Linked DNA regions of Homo sapiens: regions 1 and 3 are each linked to region 2. A link is a contact called in ENCODE Hi-C or POLR2A ChIA-PET data. All regions are on one chromosome and are shown on one strand. The core of a region is the stretch at or near the end of the contact, and the rest is flanking DNA. Distances in the headings are between cores, read along the strand shown. Region 1 holds the start of RPS27A (ribosomal protein S27a). Region 2 holds the start of ERLEC1 (endoplasmic reticulum lectin 1). Region 3 holds the start of CCDC88A (coiled-coil domain containing 88A).

Region 1 (4,754 bases), core at 2,182-4,681, 1.4 Mb after region 2:
ATAGAGAGTAAGGAAGGTGGGAGGATACCATTTTCTATAAGGGCAGTAAGTCAGGAAAGACAAAAGAGCTTACTGATAAGGTGACATTTCAGAAATCTGAAAATAGCAGGTCATGTAGATTCCTGGGAGATGAGTGGTTGAGGCAAAGAGAGTAGCCAGTCCAAAGGCCTCAGGGTGGGACAACACATTTGAGGAACAGCTAGAGGGCCCGTGGGGCTAGAAGAGAATGAGAAAGGGAGAGAAGAGATGAGATCAGAGAGGTAACTGCCAGATTATGTAGCATGTAGGGTCTTGAGGGCAGAACTACTATCAGCCTAGGGGGTACCTTTGTGCGGTTTAGAAAAAGAGGTCCCTTTCTCTGGGCAGACTTGGCAAGAGGAGCAACACTGGACTGTGGCCTCTACTTGTTCCAGCACTGGAGCAACAGCCTCACTTGTAAGAATTTAGGCTTTCCTCTGAGTGAGATTCGAAGCCTTTAGAGGCCTGTGTGCAGAAGAGTGGGAGAGCTGACTTAACATTTTAAAGAATTGTTCTTGGCCAGGCATGGTGGCTCATGCCTGTAATCCCAGCACTCTGGGAGGCCAAGGCGGGCAGATCACCTGACGTCGGGAGTTCCAGACCAGCCTGACCAACATGGAAAAACCCTGTCTCTGCTAAAAATACAAAATTAGCTGGGCGTGGTGGCGCATGCCTGTAATCCCAGCTACTGGAGAGGCTGAGGCAGGAGAATCACCTAACCCGGGAAGCAGAGTTTGCGGTGAGCCAAGATTGTGCCATTGCACTCCAGCCTGGGCAACAACAGCGAAACTCCATCTCAAAAAAAAGAAAAAAAAGAATTGTTCTTGTTGCTCTGTGGAAAACAGATTATAGGACGCAAGGGTCAAAGCTGGAAGTGCTGTTACGAAGCTACTGCAATAATCAAGGCAAAAGATGATGGTGGCTTGAATCAGGGTGCTAACAATGGAGGTGGTAGGAAGTGTTCTGCATATATTTTGAAAATAAAGCCAAGATCTGCCAAGGTAGATAAGATGTGGGATATAAAAGAACAGTCAAGGATAATCATAAAGTTTTTGGCCTTAGTGACTGGAGAAATGGGAATTGCCATATATAAACATGGGAAGAGCAATTTCATGAGATTAAGTGTTTGGGGCCTGTCCATTAGAGATGTTGAGTAGATAGCTGGATATGTGAAGATGAAGTTGTGACATATCTGTGACATATCTGGTCTGACAGATAAGTTTATGAGTCATTTGCATATGATGATACTTTAAAAGTTATTAAACAAAAATGAGATAACCAAGAAAATGCAGACAAAGCAGAGGTCCAAGGACTGGGCCTTGGGGATACTCCATGGTTAGAGGTCTTGCAGATCAAGAGGAAGCAGCAAATGAGCCTGGAAAAGAGCCTCCAGGGTGGCAGAAAAACTGAGAGGTGAAGTCTTTGAAAGGTTTTCAAAGAGAGATGGAATGAGCAACTGTGTCAAATACTGCTGACAGATCAAATAAGATGAAATGACCATTGAATTTAGCAACATGGAGGTCATTAGTGACCATTACAAGAGCTATCCGATCAGAATGGTGGGGACAAAAGCCTGACAGGAGTGGGTTCAGACAACGGAAGGGAAAGATTAGAGACAATATGTACAAGCAACTCTAGGAAATTTTGTTGTAGAGACTAGTTGGCGGACTAGGGGATGAAAAATGTTCCAGGAGGCAGGGCGTGGTGGCTCACGCCTGTAATCTCACCACTTTGGGAGGCCAAGGAGGATGGATCATTTGAGGTCAGGAGCTAGAGAACAGCCTGGCCAACATGGTGAAACCCCATCTCTACTAAAAATACAAAAATTAGCCGGGTGTGGTGGTGGGCGCCTGTAATCCCAGCTACTCGGGAGGCTGAGGCAGAAGAATTGCTTGAACCTGGGAGGCGGAGTTTACAGTGAGCCGAGACCGCGCCACTGCACTCCAGCCTGGGCAACAGAGCGAAATTCCGTCTCACGAAAAAAAAAAAAAAAAGTTCCAGGAAGAATAAACGACTGGATTCTTCAGAAATGCCAAAACACGGGAGGGCATAGGTCAGGAAATTAAATTAGCTTCATTTACTAAAATGTAGAGTAATGGGTTTAGCAGATTAGGTTGTAAGGAAGGCAGAGGCTGAATGTCATTCTAAGAAATTTGAATTGTATCCTGAAGGTGAGGTATAAAATAATAACACACATTTACCTTTCAGAATGAATATTTTGGAGGCAATAGTGAAGGTGGGTTAGAAAGGAGGAAAGACTGGAGAGAGATAAGGAGTTAGATTCGGAACCCCTACAAGAGAAAATTAAGGTCTGAATTTGGGGATGGGGTCGCAGAGGGCAGAGGATGAAGAAATAAATACAGAAGACATTAGAAAGGACTCTGGTTTGTGGAGTGGAGAAAGGACAGGGAGAACTTGCTTCTAATTGGCCTCCTTGCCGGAAGAAGCACCCCATACATACTCCAAAAACTTCCTCTCAGATCCAAGACTCCCAATGCCCAAATTTGGAAATTCTACAACTAAATAACCATTCTGCAGGTTTCTTTTCCGTACGGCTTCACTTTAAAATTTGAAAACTCCTGAGATTTTTCAACATATTAAAGCGTGTCACACTAAGGAGTGACACACAAGACCCAGACTCTTCCCTAGGCTGGGAGAGACTCGGCGGTTGAAAGCAGGGAGGCGCTACAGGAGAGAAAGGGCTGAACCCCCGCTTCCGCAGATTTCACCTATTTTTCAGTTTGCCTGGAGCAGGCCACGCAAATTCCCTTCCCTTGAAGGCCCAAGGAGCGTCTGGTAGATTGCTGATTCTCTGCCCATCACCGCTTCTGGAAGTGAGTGAAGGACACCTTTCGTGCCCCGCACCCTTTGCCCCCCGCTTAACATTTGCTCTAGTCACTTCCGGCCCGTTCCCACGCTCCGGAAACCATTATTCCGCTTCATCCTACCTCCAGTCCTCACCTGAGTCCTTTTCTCCAAACACCGACTTCAGTGCTTAGAGATAGTAACTAGGGAATCTGGGAGGTGGAACTGCATCTTGGGACAAGTAGTCCAAGGTAGAAGAAAGCAGTGGAGAACTACAGTTCCCAGAATGCACTTCCATTTCCTACCTCTTCCCCAAGAGGCCCCCCTCGACCTCCTTTTAAAAATTCTCTTAGCCACGTTGATTGTACGGGAAAAGCCTTTTTAAAACATCTTTTACGTTGCTTAAACCTACAGTTTCGAAAGCATTCCGAAGGCTAAAGTGAGAAATAAGCCCAGGCTAGGGAGAGGAGAAACGAAGTTCACGTCCTAGTCTGGCACCGGGTTGGATTGTCGCTGGGACGGCAGTCAGGCATTTGGTGTGGTCGCCTAAGGGGTGGGTCCTTCGGCGGGAGCTCCGGGAAACCCCGTGGGCCTGCGCGGCGTTCTTCCTTTTCGATCCGCCATCTGCGGTGGGTGTCTGCACTTCGGCTGCTCTCGGGTTAGCACCCTATGGTGCCTTCTCTTGTGATCCCTGACCTAACCTGTCTCTTCCTTTTCCTCAACCTCAGGTGGAGCCGCCACCAAAATGCAGATTTTCGTGAAAACCCTTACGGGGAAGACCATCACCCTCGAGGTACGGGCCGGGTGGTCATGAGGAAGCCAAGGTCCGAATAAGGTCCTGAGGTGGATTTTAGGACCGGCGCTGCTTTCCATGTCTTAGACCATGATTCCGAATTTGGGTTCTAAAACTTAAGCTTTGAAATGAGTACCTTTTGCTGAGCAACGACCTAGAGGTGATTTTCGGTGGCCAAAGGCTGGACCTGTCTCCTCTCGAGGGGTTCCAGCTAGTTAGTTAAAACGGAGGAGCTGCGGTGGGGAAGGAGACGCTCTGCCCGCCGGGTGCGAGCACGTGTGGCCCTGCGGCCGCCGCCCGCTCTGGGCTGGGGAGATGAAGGTGCTTTCCGGTAGCCGACTTGGGAGGTTGCCCACTGGGTGGGTAATAGGTCTCTCGAGTAGGTCTCAGCCCTGTCGCTGGTTCGGTTCAGTGGTAATTGTCAAACTAAATGAGTTCTGCTGTAGTTCCTTAATGTGTAACCAACATGCTTTCACTTTAACACTCATAGGTTGAACCCTCGGATACGATAGAAAATGTAAAGGCCAAGATCCAGGATAAGGAAGGCAAGTAGTATTTTGTAGTTAAGAAAACTTAACCTGCGGAGACTTCGGCCTACCTGTAGGTGCTAGACATACCTGCTCTTGGTGATGGGGGAAGGGGTCAGATTGACAAAGCGAAATACTTGTGGAATAACACAATAGACATTGGTGATCGGGGAGCACAGTACCTAGATTGGAATCCTTGAGGTGTATTTCACTTGCGTGAATTTGGACACTTATTTATTTATTTTGTGTGAGATGGAGTCTCCTCTGTCGCCCAGGCTGGAGTGCATTCGCTTGTCCCGGCTTACTGCAGCCTCCGCCTCCCGGGTTCAAGTGATTTTTGTGCTTCAGCCTCCCTATTAGTGGGGATTACAGGCGTGCACCACCATGCCTGGCTAATTTATTGTATTTTTAGTAGAGACTGGGTTTTACCTTGTTGGCCAGGCTGGTTTTGAACTTTTCACATCAAGTGATCTGCCCACCTCGACCTCCCAAAGTATTGGTATTACAGGTGTCAGCCACTGCAGACAACCAAGTATTGTCCCTAATATTAAATGCGGTAAAATGTGACATGTAAAGATTTAGAACCATGCCTAACCTCTAGTAAGGGCTTA
Region 2 (4,342 bases), core at 225-2,724:
CAGTGGCTCAGGCCTGTAATCCCAGCACTTTGGAAGGCCGAGGAGGGCGGATCACCCGAGGTCAGGAGTTCGAGACCAGCCTGGCCAACGTGGTGAAACCCTGCCTCTACTAAAAATACAAAAATTAGGGTGTAGCGGCGCGCGCCTGTAATCCCAACTACTCGGAAGGCTGAGAAAAAGGAGAATCCCTTGAACTCCAGAGGCGGAGGTTGCAGTGAGCCAAGATTATGCCTCTGCACTCCAGCCTGGGTGACAGAGCGAGACTTTGTCTCAAAACAAACAACAACAACAAAAATCCCAGGAGTCTGGATCACATTAAGCATTAATAAGAAGTGCTGAATATAATTAGCGAATAACAATTCTGAAGAAAGTTATCTTCTTTGATACTATGGATTCCTGATGTTAAAAAAAAATTTTTAAGATAGAATATGGGACTGTCCTTCCTGCTTTTTGATTTGGTTCAAATCTGAGGAAGTGGGGGCGACCAGTCTTTAACAGATCTAGCAAGACTGTCGAGCTTTAGGGAATGGTAATTTCTCTAAAGCCAACACTCTATGTCCATTATATTGGAGATCAAAACAGACAATGGCATTTTTTCTAAAGAGGGGGAGGGAAAAACAAAACTTTTTGTCTAATTTGGGGATGCAGTCAGACGTGACTTAGTTCATAAACACACACATTCATCTGGCGCTAAACCTCACATAAGGAACCTTACCAGCTTCCTTGATAAAACAACACCCCAACACTTCAATCTAGAGATGGAGGGTAAAAATGTAGGGTTGTGATGTCTAGCTGCCCATTCCACGAGAGTCGCCCACCACGCCAAATTCGGAGGCTTGCGGTATTCACCTACGGGGAGATGGCGGGCTACCTCACCCCAGGTTTCCCCTAACACAGAGTTGCAGTCGCTGAACAAACTGCCCTGCGTTAGTCAGAAGCTGTTAAGTAACGAGATGGCCACGGTCCACAGCAGAAGAGATGGAGATAAGCCTCAAGCGGGAAAAATGAAGTGTACAAATGCCAAATGCGGAGAAAAAGAAGAAAAGCTGCAAGAAGGCAGGTCAGTCAGGAACACCGCCATTTCTCACATCTCATCGCTACTTCGAATTTTCTCATCTAAGGACCCGCACCCGCACGGTTCACACTGTCTTCTTCCCGCTATCACTCCGTGTGGGTCAAACCTCTGCCTGCCCACTGGAGAGCAGCGGGAATGGCTTCAGGAAGCGGCTGCCGCCTCCGAGACTCACCGACCTGCCGTGCTGCCACTTCTACACCGAAATGGCTGGTCCGAGGCCGCGTCTCCAGAGCTGCGTCCCAGAAGCCCCCGCTTTCGATCCCCACCGCGATGCTGCAGCCGTCCGAAAACGAGAGACGCGCAGGCGACGTCCCGGCCCCCGTAGGCGGACGGCTCCGCGACCCCCGGATGTTGATATGTCGTCTGCCCCGGAAACGGTGACAGGAGGCTCAAGGGGGCGGAGGCGGCGTTGCCGGGCTCTCCGGAAGGAGACGTGGCGGCGGTTGGGCCGGTGATACCCGGGCGCTTTATAGTCCCGCCGCCTCCTCCTCCACCTCCTCCTCCTCCTCCTCTCCTCCTGGAGCAGAGGAGGTTGTGGCGGTGGCTGGAGAAAGCGGCGGCGGAGGATGGAGGAAGGAGGCGGCGGCGTACGGAGTCTGGTCCCGGGCGGGCCGGTGTTACTGGTCCTCTGCGGCCTCCTGGAGGCGTCCGGCGGCGGCCGAGCCCTTCCTCAACTCAGCGATGACATCCCTTTCCGAGTCAACTGGCCCGGCACCGAGTTCTCTCTGGTCAGTGCCCTCACTAACCCCGCAGCCACCCCTCCTCCTGACACTAAGGGTTCGGCCTCTTCCCTCGGTTTTCTTTGCTTTTTCTCCCCAAGACCTTCTCTGCAGACTCTTACCTTCCCCAAGCCAAAGCTGCTTTTATGCAGCGTTCATTCATTCGTTCGTTCTCACGTTATGTGGATGCGTCCCCCTTGCTGAGCATTAGGGATCCAGCAATCACCTGCTCTCCACCTTTTCAATTCTGTCGCACTAGACCTTGCTTCCCAACATTCCCACCCTGCAGAAGCAGCTTTCGTAGAATAACGTCAGGTGCACTTACTCATCTTCCTTTCGGAAAATTAACTGTGGCTCTTACTTCACCAGCAGACTTCTTTCCTTCAGTATTACATGTCACCCTGCCCACACCACAGTACTTCAGACTCGAGTTCCCTCTCTCGTATTCGTTCTCCCTCAGTTGTATACACACACGGACATACGCAAACGCACAGCTCCAAGGGAACTTTTTCCTTTCCTAGTTGTTTCTGAGAGGGCTATTTGGCCTGTGAGATGTTAACGACCCTTTATGCAGAATATCCTTTACAGTTTTCATGTATTACGACTGTTATTTGAGTCCCCAGAACATGAGCTTCTATGTTGAGTTTTCCTGTAGTGAAGAACATTTGTAACCTCGCGGAAATGAAAATTCCCTCTTGGGGGAGTGGACCGCTGAAAAGTCTTCCTGTCCACGTGTACCTACTGCAGGCTAATAAATATTGTACTCTTATGACACTTACCATGTAGTAATTAACTCATTTACTTCAAATTGAAGTCCCGGAAAAAGCAAAATTTTTTTAAACTTTTTATTCCAATTACCTTCAAGCATTCAACTTGCAATACTTTATTATATTCTTTCATTACCATTTCATTGAAACAGTAAGTGACACTATGATGTCAAAACAAGATGTGTCAAGTTAATGGATGTTATTACCACATAGCTTTCTATTTGCAAGTGTTAGGGGTTTTTTGGTTTGGTTTGGTTTGGTTTGGGTTTTTCTGTTTTTGTTTGTTTTTTGAGACAGGGTCTCAGTCTGTTGCCCATTCTGAAGTGCAGTGGTACGGTCACCACTGGCTGCAGCCTCGACCTCCTGGGCTCAAGAGATCTCCTCAGCTTCCCAGTAGCTGGGACTATAGGGAAATCCCACCACTCCTGGCTAATTTTTTTTTTTTTTTCTAGAGGCAGGGTCTCACTATGTTGCCTAGGCTGGTCTCGAACTCCTGGGCTCAAGCAATCCTCGTGCCTGAGCCTCCCAGAATACTGGGATTACATGTGTGAACCAAATGTTCTGAATTTATCTAGGTAAATATTTTTCTGGGACGTCAAATTTCTCTTTGTATTAATGCCACAAAATATTGATACATTGAAATACCTATGTAAAATTTTGTTATGAATCAGATATAACTTTAGCAGGCTTGGAAGAGAATACTTTAATACCTGTTGTTGTATCCAAAGAGCACACTTGGAGTGAATATGGCAGATGTTTGAAGAATTATGTCATTAAAATTTTTTACTCTTGGCACCTGTGTTTTTTTTAATTTAAAAAAACTTGCTGATATGCAGCCCTGAAAACTTACTATAAGCGAGCGACTAAAACTAGCATTTTTAGAGGTCACTACCAAATTGTCATTCCATTTTCTTTCAGTCTTAGCATTTGCTACACCAACTTTTCACGTATCTAACAATTTTATTTCAAAAAAAAAATGCTTTGGCCATGTGCGGCGGCTCACATCTGTAATCCCAGCACTTTGGGAGGCAGAGGCAGGCGGATTATGAGGTCAGGAATTCAAGACAAGCCTGACCAACGTGGTGAAACCCCATCTCTACTAAAAACACAAAAATTAGCTGGGCGTGGTGGTGCACACCAGTGCTCCCAGCTACTTGGGAGGCCGAGGCAGGAGAATCGCTTAAACCCGGGAGGTGGAGGTTGCACTGAGCCAAGATTGCACCACTGCACTCCAGCCTGGGTGACAGAGTGAGACTCTGTCTCAAAAAAAAAAAAAAAAAAAAAAATTCTTTTTTTAGAAGCTGGAGTGCAGTAGGTATTTATAGGCATGATTATGCTCACTACAGCCTCAAACTCCTGGGCTCAAGCCATCCTTCTGCCTCAGCCTCCTGAACAGCGAGGACTACAGGTGGTCACCATTGCATCTGGCTTTTTTTTCTTTAAGTCTGTGCTACTTTGAGAAAAATCTAGAGTGTTCTGTGAATTGTCACAAGGCCTATGTCCTTTATGTAAAAATAAGCCACAATAGTCATTATCATTGGTCTTTTGATTTTTTTTAATACTTCTATAACCTTAAGGCTTCCCTTTGCATTTAACTGAAATTACTGGCTGGGCACAGTGGCTGACGCCTATAATCCCAACATTTTGGGAGGCCGAGCTGGGTGGATTACTTGAGCCCAGGAGTTTGAGACTAGCCTAGGCAACATGGCGAAACCTTGTCTCTACTAAAAATAAAAAAATTAGCCGGGCATGGTGGCACATGTCTGTAGTTCCAGCTACTT
Region 3 (4,628 bases), core at 963-3,462, 1.6 Mb after region 2:
AGTATAATACTTCCCTGTAGGATCAACATGTACATGAAAAACAGCCCACAAATCTCTTTGAGCACACAGAGAAGTTAACACGAGAGCAATTTTTTATAGATGTGACTTCTACCCTCTTAAACATAAAAATCTAAACCAATAAAATACAAAATTGATAAGGTTATCAGAGCAGAATGGTAGACTTATTCTCTAGTAACAACTATTTATTGATAACACACCAATTTCCCATACATATAAAAGTTCCAAACTACCTCTTCTCATCAGATTCTATTAAAGAGAAATAAGACTAAGTATACATTACTTTGAGCACAACTGAAAAATTCAGTTTGATAAACTACATTAGCGTACTTAGAATACACGTATGCTACAATAGCTGTAATTAGATAAAAGCTGAGTTTTAATTTTACTGATCCAGCTACCAATATACTTTCACTATTCAATTCCCATCTCAAAAGCATACTTTCCTACTTAGTACAAACCCAATATTATAAACACAAAAGACAAAGATTTGCCCAATAAGTCGTTATCTAATTGTTATCAAGACTTGTTATTTGCATTTCAAAACCTGTAAGAATACCTTAAAATGATCCCTAAAATATTAAGCAACCTAATAATTCACACAATAAATCATCTCATCAGGCTTTAGTTATTACAGGCATTTAAATTATTTACTACAGCAAGAGTCCTCACCAATCAGAACTGTTTGAAATTTTCTCTTCTGAAATCTGCTATTACTTAACGAGTTTCAAATTTTGAGCCATTTATTTCTAGATATAAAGGTTAATAAGAAACATTTCTGCATCAAATGCACATAACTTCACAGTAAAGTCTTTTTTCCTCTCTTAGGAAACCAGATTCTCATTTTCTCTCTTATTTTACCAAATTATCAAAGAATACACAATGTGGCTTGGATTTCAGTACTGAAGACAAGTGACAATACATGGTTGACAGAATGAAAAACTAAAGTTTCACAATTTTAACAGGTAAAATATCTAGGTTGTGATAATGGGCTGAGCCCATAACATTAGCATTCCTTTCAAGATCCAATTCTTAAACCACCTGAATATTTCTGGCCAATGAACCAAATTAGGGGCTTAAAACATCGTGTCTCAAAGTTCACCATATGCTATTTCTCAAAGAAAACGTTACCTAGGAAAGAAGGAAGAACTTACATTTGGAGCATGACCTGGTTCAAGAATACCCCATCCACCAAAGCCACATATTCATCAAGGTTGGTCCCATTTCCTGCGGCCAGAGGTCCAAACGTTTTAACCTAGAACAAACAGAAGGATCACCACGACATGAACGCCCACCTCCATCTCTGCAGCCACAAATAACTCAGCAAAATATACAATAAAGGACACCCCACTTACCCAAGTGACCAAAGGGCTGGTCATGAACTGCTCCAGAAGGGGAGTAAAAATTTCGTTCTCCATTTTACAGAGTATGTATTTGAAAAAAGGAACTACCACAAAAATACGCCTAGGGAATTGGTCACTAAACGTGGAAGTAAGTAGAAATCAATGAAAGTCCATTTCGGCAAGGGAGAAAAATCCCATCGTGGAGGAGGGGGGCACTCTCCCTCCTCAAAAAACACCCCAGAGTGAAACGAGCCGAAATCCCAAGAAGTGGCTTCGACGACGGACACCACGAGCAGCAGCCTGCGCTGGAAATGTCTGTACCGGGCGAGGAGGGGCAGAGAAAAGGCATCTGGAGGAGGAGGAAGGGAAAGGGGGCTGGAACCCAAGACAAAAAGCCCGTCAAGGTTGTCCAGCTCCTGGAGGATCCAGACCAGCGAAACTGCTCCCAATGAATCAATCCCAACGGGGGCTAAATGAAATACGTTAAACAGAGACCACGTTAAGGATACCGAGGCGCCACCAGACTCGACCTCGGCGTTCCGACCTCTACACGTTCCACCCACCGATGGGCATGGAGCCGCTTTCGACCCGCGGAGCCTCCACTGCCCGCAGCCCCTCAGTACCAACAGGCAGGGCTCGCCCCTTCCCCCCGAGCAGACACCATTCCTCCGCCGCCCTCAAGCCTCGCCTCCAGCCCCCTTCCCCTCCCGGGGGTGGGGGCTTGAATGTGTGTCCCTAACCCCCCAGCTTCCTAAGCCCTGCCAGCCTTTCAGCGCGTCTCTGGGAATCCCTGGCACAAAATCACCGCCGCGCTCCAGCCTTCTCCGCCCTCTATGGAGAAGCCGGAGTAACGGCCTCAGAACCGCAGTGCCGCATCACACCCCACCCCTCGCCGCCCGCCAGCGCCGCCCGCCAATGCCGGGGGCCGCCGTCAAAGGGAGCGCGCTGCTCCCTCCGCGCCGATATCCTTCCGCCGACTCCCCGCCCCTCCCGTGCAGCTGCCTCTGGATTGTGGGAGAAGAAAACCGCTGCATGAGCGCGCTCCCGAGCGAGCGCGCCCCCGGGCTAGCCTCGCCGCCGCCCAGATCCTGGCGGCGGGCGCGGGCTCGGGCGTGGGCGCGCGCTCGCTGCAGCTGCTGCGGAGACAACCCGCTCCTCGGTTGCGCCCAGGACGGTTGCCTGGTGGGCGGGGACAGGGAAGGCAGAGCAAGGGGTCTGTCTGCTCGCTCGCTCATGCCTAATTATGGTTTATTTCCTCCCCGAGTGACTTCTTTGATACGTGAAGGAAGGGGAAAGAAATCCTTCTCTTATAAACATGAGGGATGCAGACAGCCTTTTTCGGACAGTTTGATGTGTTCTGTAAAGCATGCCTTCTCCCCAGCAAAATGGAATAGGAAAACTCACTGCAGCAAATGGCAGAGGGACTTGAGCCACAACTTGGTGGGGGTTTTTTTCTCCTTTTTGTTTTCTTCCAAATGCAGTCCACTAACGCATGAATGTTCTTCAAAGTTGCAAGTGACATACAGTAAGATTTTTTAAAAACCAGAGCTGTCTGTCAGCACGTTGGTATTCCCTGACTGGAGCAAACATGACTCAGACATTGTTTTTTGGTTTTGTTTTGTTTTTTACTATTTGGGCATGGGTCGGGGGAAACCCAAGCAAAATCAAGAGCTACAAAGAAGAAACATTTAGAAGTCATCCAAGTTGGGTGACAAATAAACAGATTACATATTTGTCATAAATCTCCATGCCACGTACGACTGGGACCTTGAAATAATTTTAAGTTCCCTGGCAAAATCAAATGCTACTCCTCATTTCAAAGGAAAATAAAGACCTTTTTCCCGGGGTAAAATGGGCATATAGAACGCAATCTTTTTTTGATAAAAGATAATATTATAGTTTTATAATGTGTGCTATGTTTACATTACATAAATATTTACACGGAGTATATATTTTAAATTAGCAGTAAAAATGTTTTTGTCATAACACAGTTAAGAAAGAGCAGAATTTCTTAATTGGGTAGTTGAGAACCTGGACTCTGAAGTCTTCCTGCCTGGTTCCAATATGCACCAGCTGTGTGAGCCTACGCACGTTATTGAGTCTCTTTGTGCTTCGATTCCGTCACGTGTAAAGCAGGGCTAATAATAGGGTTAAATGAAATGGCAGCTTATAGTTAAGTGTTCTATAAATGTCATTAATGTTGTTTTTAACATTATTCCTTCAAAATAAAGAACCTTTATGAAAAACTTGAAATATAACCTCTCTGCTTCAGTTACAGGAGAAAGGATCTTGCTTTGAGGAGGGAACTAAATGCCCTTTGAAAATCATCTTAATTAAAATTAGGATGCATTCATGTGGCACTTTGCTAGGTGATGTACAAGTAGAACCTTGCATTTCCCTAGCCAGTACACAAGCCTTCAGACATCCTTGTTGCTAGCAATCTTTTCCATCTGCTCTTGATGACTTTTTAAAAAGCCTTTTAGAGATGGGAGTCTCACTGTGTTGCCCAGCCTGGCCTCAAACTCCTGGCCTCAAGTGACCCTCTCACCTCAGCCTCCCTAGCAGTTGAGACGAGACGTGTGAGCCACCACGCCTGGCTTGGTGACTCCTTCTTTTTTTGTTTGTTTTGTTTTCTGAGACAGAGTCTCTATTACCCAGGCTGGAGTGCAGTGGCACGATCTCAGCTCACTGCAACCTCTACCTCCAGGGTCCAAGCGATTATCCTGCCTCAGCCTCCCAAGTAACTGGGATTACAGGCACCCGCCACCACCCACTGGCTAATTTTTCTATTTTTAGTAGGGACGGGGTTTCACCACGTTGGCCAGGCTGGTCTCGAACTCCTGACCTCAAGTGATCCACCGCCTCGGCCTCCCTAAGGGCTGGAATTACAGGTGAGAGCCACCGCGCTTGGCCTGATAACTCTTTCTTAATAGCAGTTCTTTATTTGGCAAATGAAATACAGACAGAAGGAGAGTGGGCACCAAGGAGACAGCATTGCTTTCAGGAGCAGCCCAGTGCTTGACATACCCACTTTTCTTTGTAATCCCCCAGACGCTTGACAAAACAATATGGAAGTAATTATGCCTATACTGGGTTTATCCTAGGACAAATCAATCTGCTTCATTCATAGGCGAAAAACCAAAAAGTATTAACACCAAATACAGCAGGTTAGGGGCATTTTGAAGTGGTGACTGAAGGGTTAGCACAGGAGTCATACATTAAGATAGTATTGTTTATGCAATTTAGTACCCAGCCCTCACAGAAATC

Evidence for each region. Hi-C counts contacts between places; a loop is a spot of excess contacts on that map. ChIA-PET counts read pairs that join two places held with the same protein, here RNA polymerase II (POLR2A). Pooled maps may share reads with other maps.
Region 1: a loop to region 2 is called in a map of CD8-positive, alpha-beta T cell, with 7 times the contacts of the local background. The contact joins the promoter of RPS27A here to the promoter of ERLEC1 in region 2. A Hi-C loop is called at or near these places in 3 of 168 maps with a recorded cell type or tissue (CD4-positive, alpha-beta T cell, CD8-positive, alpha-beta T cell and naive thymus-derived CD4-positive, alpha-beta T cell), 4 of 37 single-sample maps with no recorded cell type and 11 of 50 pooled maps. POLR2A ChIA-PET finds 5 or more read pairs at or near these places in 2 of 52 experiments (CD8-positive, alpha-beta memory T cell and WTC11).
Region 3: a pooled map shows a loop between it and region 2 (8-fold over the local background). The contact joins the promoter of CCDC88A here to the promoter of ERLEC1 in region 2. A Hi-C loop is called at or near these places in 6 of 50 pooled maps.

The regions. Positions count from the first base shown.
Region 1 is chr2:55,229,257-55,234,010 of GRCh38, forward strand. RPS27A (ribosomal protein S27a) reads left to right here and starts at 3,432. Exons shown (of 6, transcript NM_002954.6): 1 at 3,432-3,452; 2 at 3,552-3,616; 3 at 4,107-4,161. The coding sequence starts at 3,569. It overlaps CLHC1 (clathrin heavy chain linker domain containing 1), which reads right to left and starts at 3,037. Exons shown (of 13, transcript NM_152385.4): 1 at 2,967-3,037. RefSeq lists enhancers at 3,082-3,511, 3,532-3,711.
Region 2 is chr2:53,785,570-53,789,911 of GRCh38, forward strand. It overlaps ERLEC1 (endoplasmic reticulum lectin 1), which reads left to right and starts at 1,475. Exons shown (of 14, transcript NM_015701.5): 1 at 1,475-1,803. The coding sequence starts at 1,642. It overlaps ASB3 (ankyrin repeat and SOCS box containing 3), which reads right to left and starts at 1,384. Exons shown (of 10, transcript NM_016115.5): 1 at 1,252-1,384. The region is part of intron 1 of GPR75-ASB3 (GPR75-ASB3 readthrough); the gene reads right to left. RefSeq lists enhancers at 874-1,532, 1,048-1,467.
Region 3 is chr2:55,417,644-55,422,271 of GRCh38, forward strand. It overlaps CCDC88A (coiled-coil domain containing 88A), which reads right to left and starts at 2,213. Exons shown (of 33, transcript NM_001365480.1): 1 at 1,374-2,213; 2 at 1,173-1,273. The coding sequence starts at 1,436. RefSeq lists silencers at 2,114-2,183, 2,214-2,263, 2,324-2,613.